2 separate regions of the Homo sapiens genome follow, and region 2 is linked to region 1. A link is a loop called in an ENCODE intact Hi-C map of the cell type or tissue named here. Cell type or tissue: heart left ventricle. All regions are shown on one strand.

What was found. Peaks named below come from ENCODE experiments on the same cell type or tissue, not always from the same donor. Only the 100,000 strongest peaks of a DNase experiment are listed, where the experiment ranks them.
Region 2: a loop joins it to region 1, with 1.9 times the contacts of the local background. A loop is called at or near these places in 16 of 110 quality-filtered maps.

The regions. Positions count from the first base shown.
Region 1 is chr17:1,363,773-1,367,772 of GRCh38, reverse strand. It overlaps YWHAE (tyrosine 3-monooxygenase/tryptophan 5-monooxygenase activation protein epsilon), which reads left to right. Exons shown (of 6, transcript NM_006761.5): 2 at 2,715-2,914. Among named protein-coding and RNA genes, the nearest start is that of YWHAE, 34 kb to the left of the region's middle. In heart left ventricle, CTCF peaks have their summits at 1,965 and 2,168 (motif pointing left); no DNase peak of the experiment used is centred here; H3K4me3 peaks cover 291 bases; H3K27ac peaks cover 593 bases.
Region 2 is chr17:1,411,858-1,415,857 of GRCh38, reverse strand. No RefSeq gene overlaps it. Among named protein-coding and RNA genes, the nearest start is that of CRK-AS1, 11 kb to the left of the region's middle. In heart left ventricle, no CTCF peak of the experiment used is centred here; a DNase peak (open chromatin) is centred at 2,457; H3K27ac peaks cover 1,566 bases.

The DNA of each region.
Region 1 (4,000 bases):
TGATAAAATCCTTTTAATCTGACTCTTTTCACTTAATATGATGTTTTTCAGATTCTTCCATATTGTTGCTTGTATCAGTTAATTATTTTTCTCCCCTCCCGTCTCCTCTTCTCTTTCTGGACACAGAGTCTCTCGCTTTGTCATCCAAGCTGGAGTACAGCGTTAGGATTATACAAAGTAATTGTGGTTTTTGCTGGCAAAATGCGCAATTACTTTTGTACCAACCTAATAGCTCACTGCAGGCCTGAATTCCTGGGGTCAAGCAGTTCTCTTGCCTTAATCTCCTGAGTAGTTGAGACCGCAGGCACACACCACCACACCCAGCTAATTTTTGTAGAGGCAGAGTCTCACCATGTTGCCCAGGTTGGTCTCAAACTACTGGGCTCAAGTAATCCTCCTGTCTTGGCCTCCCCAAATGCTGGGATTACAGATGTGAGCCACTGTGCATGGACAGTTAATTCTTTATTTTTGAGTGGTATCCCATCTTACATATGTGAACATCAGTGTGCTTATACATTTCCCCTCTGGATGCACATTTGAGGGGTTTCCACTTTTTGGCTATTATGAATAGAGTTGCTGTGAGTGAGTGTGTAAAAGTCTTTGTAAAGATTATTTTTCTTCTGGATGATGCATAGAATTGGGATTGCTGAGTCATATGGTACATGTTTATTAAAACATTGCCGAATATTTTTCGAAGAGACTTTACAAAATATGGCTTAATTTTTTTTATATTCCCGAAAGGATTAATTTTTGAAACATATTTTCCTGGATACATTAGGCACACTCCCCTTAATTTAATAGTGTTTTGGTTTTTGTTTTGTGTTTTTTTTTGAAACGGAGTCTCACTCTGTCACCCAGGCTGGAATGCAGTGGTGCAATCTCAGCTCACTGCAACCTCTGCCTCCCAGGTTCAAGCAGTTCTCCTGCCTCAGCCTTCCTGGTAGCTGGGATTACAAGCGTGCACCACCATGCCCAGCTAATTTTTGTATTTTTAGTAGAGACGGGTTTCACCATGTTGGCCAGGCTGGTCTCGAACTCCTGACCTCAGGCGATCCACCCACCTTGGCCTCCCAAAGTGCTGAGATTACAGGTGTGATCCACCGTGCCCGTCCAATTTAGTAGTGTTTTATGAAGTCACCATCTCTTTCATACCTATTAGTTAAGGTATGCTTATGCTTAGGGTGTTAATGAAAGCTAAGGATGCTTATTTAAATGCAGATTCTTTCTTTTGGTTTTTTTTGAGATGGAGTCTGCTCTGTTGCCCCAGGTGGCATACAGTGGGGCGATCTCAGTTGCAATCTCTGCCTCCTGGGTTCAAGCAATTCTGCTGCCTCAGCTTCCCAAGTAGCTGTAATTACAGGCGCGCACCACCAAACGCAGCTAATTTTTGTATTTTTAGTAGAGACCGTTTCACCACGTTGGCCAGGCTGGCCTTGAATTCGTGACCTCAAATGATCTGCCCACCTTGGCCTCCCACAGTTCTGGGATTATATGCATGAGCCACTACATCCAGCCTATTTTTATTTTTATTTTTATTTTATTTATTCTATTTTTTTTTTTTTGAGGTGGAGTCTCTGTTGCTGGGCTGGAGTGCAGCGGCATGATCTTGGCTCACTGCAATCTCCACCTTCTGGGTTCAAGCGATTCTCCTGTCTCAGTCTCTAGAGTACCTGGGACTACAGGCGTGCATCACCACGCCCAGCTAATTTTTGTATTTTTAGTAGAGACAGTGTTTCACCATGTTGGCCAGGATAGTCTTTATCTCTTGACCTGGTGATGTGCCACCTCGGCCTGCCAAAGTGCTGGGATTTACAGGCATGAGCCACTGTGCCCAGCCTCTGTTTTTATTTTTTAGAGACAGGGTCTCGAACTCCTGAGCTCGAGTGATTCTCCTGCCTCAGCTCTCAAAGTGCTAGGGGTATGAGCCACTTACTCCTGGCCCTAAAATGCAGATTCTTGAGTCTCATCACCAAAGATTGAAACGTGGGTAATGTTGGAGAGCCACATGGTAATATGGCATCAAAAATAAGTTTTTATTAATGTATTTATTCAGTTACTATTTCTTGTGCTGTTTGTGGCGCTTTGCATTCACACGCCGTTGTGTTTCCCTATGCTTGCGGTAGATGCCAAGGCTTTTCTGGGCCCCTTTCTTTGCTCGCCACCTAGTGGTAACAAGTAGGAATCATCAGAAGTTTTACCAATGAAGGAGCTTCATACGAGGAAGGATAGAAAACATCCAAAGTCTGTTGGTGGCCAACCATATACTCCGTATATTTTTGCTGTATGAACAAATTCCCCTTCCTTTTGTATTTTTGGAAATACTATTTATTTGTGAGACAATACATTTTAGAACCTGTAAATTCTTAATCTTTCTCTTAAACTGACAGCTCATTTTTTTTTGCTGGAAAATAGTTAGGTGTGCCTAATTACCTTATTTAATGAGAGGTGCTTTCAGACCACACTAAATTATATTAGATAGTATATGAAGTCTTTCTCACTCCACCTAACTACCTTCTGGAGTCTTTGTATTGGCTCTTAGTTTGGTTTCCTTTACATGTTTTTGGCTTTTTACTCATATTAGTTTTGATGATTATGAAATTATTTTTGTTAAAATGTTTTTTTCGCAGTAGCTTGACAGAAAAAAACTACTTTGAAAGGAATATGTTAAGAAAACTTCAAATTTGTAAGGTCTGACTTTTCCTTTTCCCATACAGAAATGGTGGAGTCAATGAAGAAAGTAGCAGGGATGGATGTGGAGCTGACAGTTGAAGAAAGAAACCTCCTATCTGTTGCATATAAGAATGTGATTGGAGCTAGAAGAGCCTCCTGGAGAATAATCAGCAGCATTGAACAGAAAGAAGAAAACAAGGGAGGAGAAGACAAGCTAAAAATGATTCGGGAATATCGGCAAATGGTGAGATTGTTGTGCCATCATCCCCCCTTATCCACAGTTTGAGTTACCTGTAGGACGGTACACTTAAGATTTTGAGAGAAAAGGAGACTACATTCATATAACTTGTATTACAGTATGTTATAATGTTTCTGATATTGATCTTTGTGCCTGGTTTATAAGTTAAACTTACCCGTGGCTATGCATGAGGACAAAACATAGTCTGTATCAGGTTTGGTATTTTCCATGGTTTCATCACATCCACTGGCAGGTCTCAATGGATCCCTCTTGGATAAGGGGGAACTATTGTATTTTCAAGCAAAATGATGACTGTTTTTTAAAAAAATATGGTGGGTTGGCCAGGCGCGGTGGCTCAGGCCTGTAATCCCAGCACTTTGGGAGGCTGAGGTGGGCGGATCACGAGGTCAGGAGATCGAGACCATCCTGGCTAACATGGTGAAACCCCGTCTCTACTAAAAATACAAAACATTAGCTGGGCGTGGTGGCGGGAGCCTGTGGTCCCAGCTACTCGGGAGGCTGAGGCAGGAGAATGGTGTGAATCCGGGAGGCGGAGCTTGCGGTGAGCCGAGATCGCACTGCTGCACTCCAGCCTGGGTGACAGAGCGCGAGACTCCATCTAAAAAAAAAAAAAAGCACCCAAAAACCAATATATTGGGTTAATTTGTCTGATTCCTCTTTTTTTTTCCCTGAGGATTATTTAATGAAGTTATTTTACTTACTGTGGGTGTATATACATATATAAAATGTTTCTTATTGTAGGTCTTGTTAAAAAAAAGTTGGACAGCCATCACTGTAATGCAGCAGTTTTCAATTAGAGGTGCTTTTGTACTTCAGAGAACGTTTAACAATGTCTAGAAATACTTTTGATTGTCACAACTTCTGGAGGGTGTTCCTAGCATCTAGTGGGGTGGGGACTGGGGTGCTGCTAACCATTCTACTGGGCACAGCACGGGCCCCACAACAAACTGTCGGGAGTGCTGCTGTTGAGTAACCGATTCTAGTAGAAGAGACAGGCACGTAAATACAGGAAAGAACAGGGAAGAGAATTACAGGGCAGGTGGAAAGTGAGGTTGGTTGGGGGAGGGAAGG
Region 2 (4,000 bases), 48 kb before region 1:
TTCAGGAGTTCGAGACCAGCCTGGGCAACACAGTGAGACCCTGTCTCTAAAAAATAAAAATAGGCTGGACACGGTGGCTCACACCTGTAATCCCAGCACTTTGGGAGGCCGAGGCGGGTGGCTCACGAGTCAGGAGATCCGAGTCAGGAGATCGAGACCATCCTGGCTAATATGGTGAAACCCCATCTCTACTAAAAATACAAAAAATTAGCTGTGCAAGGTGGCGAGTGCTTGTAGTCCCAGCTACTCTGGAGGCTGAGGCAGGAGAATGGCATGAACCCAGGAGGTGGAGCTTGCAGTGAGCCAAGATCACGCCACTGCACTCCAGCTGGGACAACAGAGCGAGACTCTGTCTCCAAAAAAAAAAAAAAAAAAAAAAAGGCCGGGTGTGGTGGCTCACACCTGTAATCCCAGCACTTTGGGAGGCTGAGGCGGGTGGATCAGATCAGGAGTTCAAAACCAGCCTGGCCAAGATGCTGAAACCCCGTCTCTACTAAAAATACAAAAAAATTAGCTGGGCGTGGTGGCAGGTGCCTATAATCTCAGCCAATCGTGAGGCTGAGGCAGAGAACTGCCTGAATCCGGGAGGCGGAGGTTGCAGTGATCCGAGATTGTGCCACTGCACTCCAGCCTGACCAACAGAGCGAGACTCACTCGTCTAAATAAAATAAACTAAAATAATTTTTAAAAATTAGCCAGGCATGGTGGCAGGTGCCCGTAGTCCCAGATACTCGAGAGGCTGAGGCAGGAGAATCGCTTGAACCCGGGAGGTGGAGGTTGCAGTGAGCCGCGATCGCACCACTGCACTCCAACCTGGGCAACAGGGTGAGACCCCATCTCAAAAATAAAAACAAATTGATGATCCCGCTCCCCATTTGCTCCTCGTTCAGCTTTCCTATCTCAATGTCTATCACCGCTGGCCAGGCCACAGCTCTGGAGGCAATCCTCTCCTCTTTCCTCTCGCTGGTCATTTACCAAGTCCTTAGTCCTGCACAGTTCACTTTCCTCCCTCCCCACTGCTGCCACCGTAGTTCAAACTGCCAGCGCCTCGTCTGGATGACCTCAACAGCTGCCTAACTGGGCTCCTTGTCACTAGTTTTGGCCCTTCCAGTCCATCCACATCGCAGCCCCTGTGAGCTTTTATATCATCTCCTATTAGATTATATTCTCCTTCAGCCAGTGTCTAAACTCTCTGCAAAGGGAAACGGAGCTCTTCATGTTCGAGCTCCTCCTTCCCTTCCCAGCCTCATCTTCCTCACTCTCCCTCTGGTGCTCTGGGCTCCAGCCACACTGAATTTCTTGCCCTGTCTTTACCTGACCCACCTGCTCTCTCCTCTGGGTTTTTGGACACTGTAACTCTATCTCATTTTCAAACATCAGTCTTATCTAACGTCCTAATTTGGGTTAGGTGCCTGTCCTGTGTCCTGTCTTGCTAACATGCACTTACTGGCGTGACCTCACACTGAGCTGAGATTGCCCGTGAGTGTATCCATCACAAGGCCACAGCTACTCATTGTTGTATTCCCAACACCCAGCCCTGCTAGACACAGCAGATACCCAGAGGTTGTATTCTGAACCAAAAAGTGAAAACAGAATAGGTGGGCTAGAAGTCATCAAAAGCCATGTGGGCACGGTGGCTTACCCCTGTAATCCTAGCACTTTGGGAGGCCGACTTGGGCAGATCACCTGAGGTTGGGAGTTAGAGACTAGCCTGGCCAACATGGTGAAACCCCATGTCTAATAGAAAAATTAAGGCCGGCCACGGTGGCTCACGCCTGTAATTCCAGCACTTTGGGAGGCCAAGACGGGTGGATCACTTGAGGTCAGGAGTTCCAGACCAGCCTGGCCAACATGGTGAAACCCTGTCTCTACTAAAAATACAAAAACTAGCTGGGCCTAGTGGCAGGCACCTGTAATCCTAGCTACTTGGGAGGCTGAGACAGGAGAATTGCTTGAACCTGGGAGGTGGAGGTTGCAGTGAGCTGAGATCACACTGCTCTCAGCCTGGGAGAAAGAGCAAGACTCTGTCTCAAAAAAAAAAAAAAAAAAAAAAAAAAAATTAGCCGGGCGTTGTGGCGCACACCTGTAGTCCCAGCTACTTGAGAGGCTGAGGCAGGAGAATCACTTGAACCCAGGAAGCGGAGGTTGCAGTAAGTCGAGATCACACCATTTCACTCCAGCCTGAGCATCACAGCAAGACTCTGTCTCAAAACAAACAAAGTTACTCTATCAGTTAGCTTTGCTGCAAAGTAAACCATGCCAATCCTTAGTGGCTTAAAATAACAATCACTTAGCCATCTTATAATTACACAGGTCAGCAGCTGGGGTTGGGCTCAGCTGGGCAGTTCTCCAAGTCTTGGCCAGTTTCACTCATGGATGAGGTCAGATGCTGATTGGCAGGGGCTGGTTGATCTTGGATGGCCCTCAGCTGACACAGTTTATCTCTACTTCCTGTGGTCTCCCATCCTCCAGCAGGGCTGCCTGGACTGAGTCCGTGGCTATTGGCAGGGTTCCAAGAGACCAAGGTCTCTTAAGGTGTAGCCGTGGAATTGACACAATGTCAGTCCCCTACATTCTTTTTGTTATTTTCCCCAATTTAAATCTTTTAATTTAAAAGTAAACTTTACTGTTGAAAATGCAAACTTGGGGCCGGGTGCAGTGCCTCACGCCTGTAATCCCAGCACTTTGGGAGACCGAGGCAAGTGGATCACGAGGTCAGGAGATCGAGACCATCCTGGCTAACACGGTGAAACCCCGTCTCTACTAAAAATATAAAAAATCTAGCAGCTGGGTGTGGTGGCAGGCGCCTTAATCCCAGCTACTCGGGAGGCTGAGTTCAGAAGAATGGCTTGAATCCGGGAGGCAGAGGTTGCACTGAGCCAAGATTGCGCCACTGCACTCCAGCCTGGGTGAAAGAGCGAGACTCTGTCTCAAAGATTAAAAAAAAAAGAAAATGCAAACTTGGGGAGGGCAGAAAGGTCACACACAAGGCTGCCACGTCACACCTGGAGAGTTGCACAGCTGCCGAGCAGAGGTGCTCCTTGCTTCCCAGAAGGTGCAGCCGCCGAACTCCCCTGCATTCTATTGATGAAAGCAAGGCACAAGGCCAGCCGAAACTCCAGCAGGCTTTGTCTGCTTGCAGGATCATCACTTTTGTTTAGTTTTGTGTGTTTGAGACAGGGTCTCATTTTGTCACCCAGGCTGCAGTGCAGTGGCAGAGTCACAGCTCACTGCAGCCTCGACCACCTGGGCTCAAAGTATCCTCCCAACTTAACCTTGTGATTGGTAGGAACTACAGGTGCGCGCCACCGCGCCCAGCTAGGTTTTGTATTTTTTATAGAGATGGGGGTGTCACCATGTTGGCCAGGTCGGTCTAGAACTCCTGAGCTCAAGCAGTCCTCCTGCCTCAGCCTCCCCTACTGCTGGGAAGGACCCTCTTTTTCTGTGAGATGGAGTCTCGCTCTATCGCCCAGACTGGAGTGTAGTGACGCAATCTTGGCTCACTGCATCCTCCGCCTCCTAGGATCAAGCGATTTTCCTGCCTCAGCCTCCTGAGTAGCGGGGATTACAGGTACCTGCCACCACGCCTGGCTATGTTTTGTATTTTTAGTAGAGACGGGGTTTCGCCATGTTGCTTAGGCGGGTCTTGAACTCCTGAGCTCAGCTGATCTGCCTGCCTCAGCCTCCCAAAGTGCTGGGATTACAGGTGTGAGCCACTGCACCCAGCAGGATCATTTTTTAATTCAAACAAGGGCATTTCTTTAGCAGGAGTACCTTTTTTAATGAGTCCCACAAAAGTTCCTTATGAGCCAACAGGGCCCTGCTATTCAAATGAAAGTTAGCACAGAGCTGGTTACTAAAGAATATGCAAGGGCACAGGGTACGCAACGCAGCAAAATGAAGTCAGCACAAAACGAAAGACACAACTCTTATTAATGGATCAGAATAAATCAATGAGGAATAGAGAGAAACGCGAGCAAGGAAAAACAACAAAGACTCA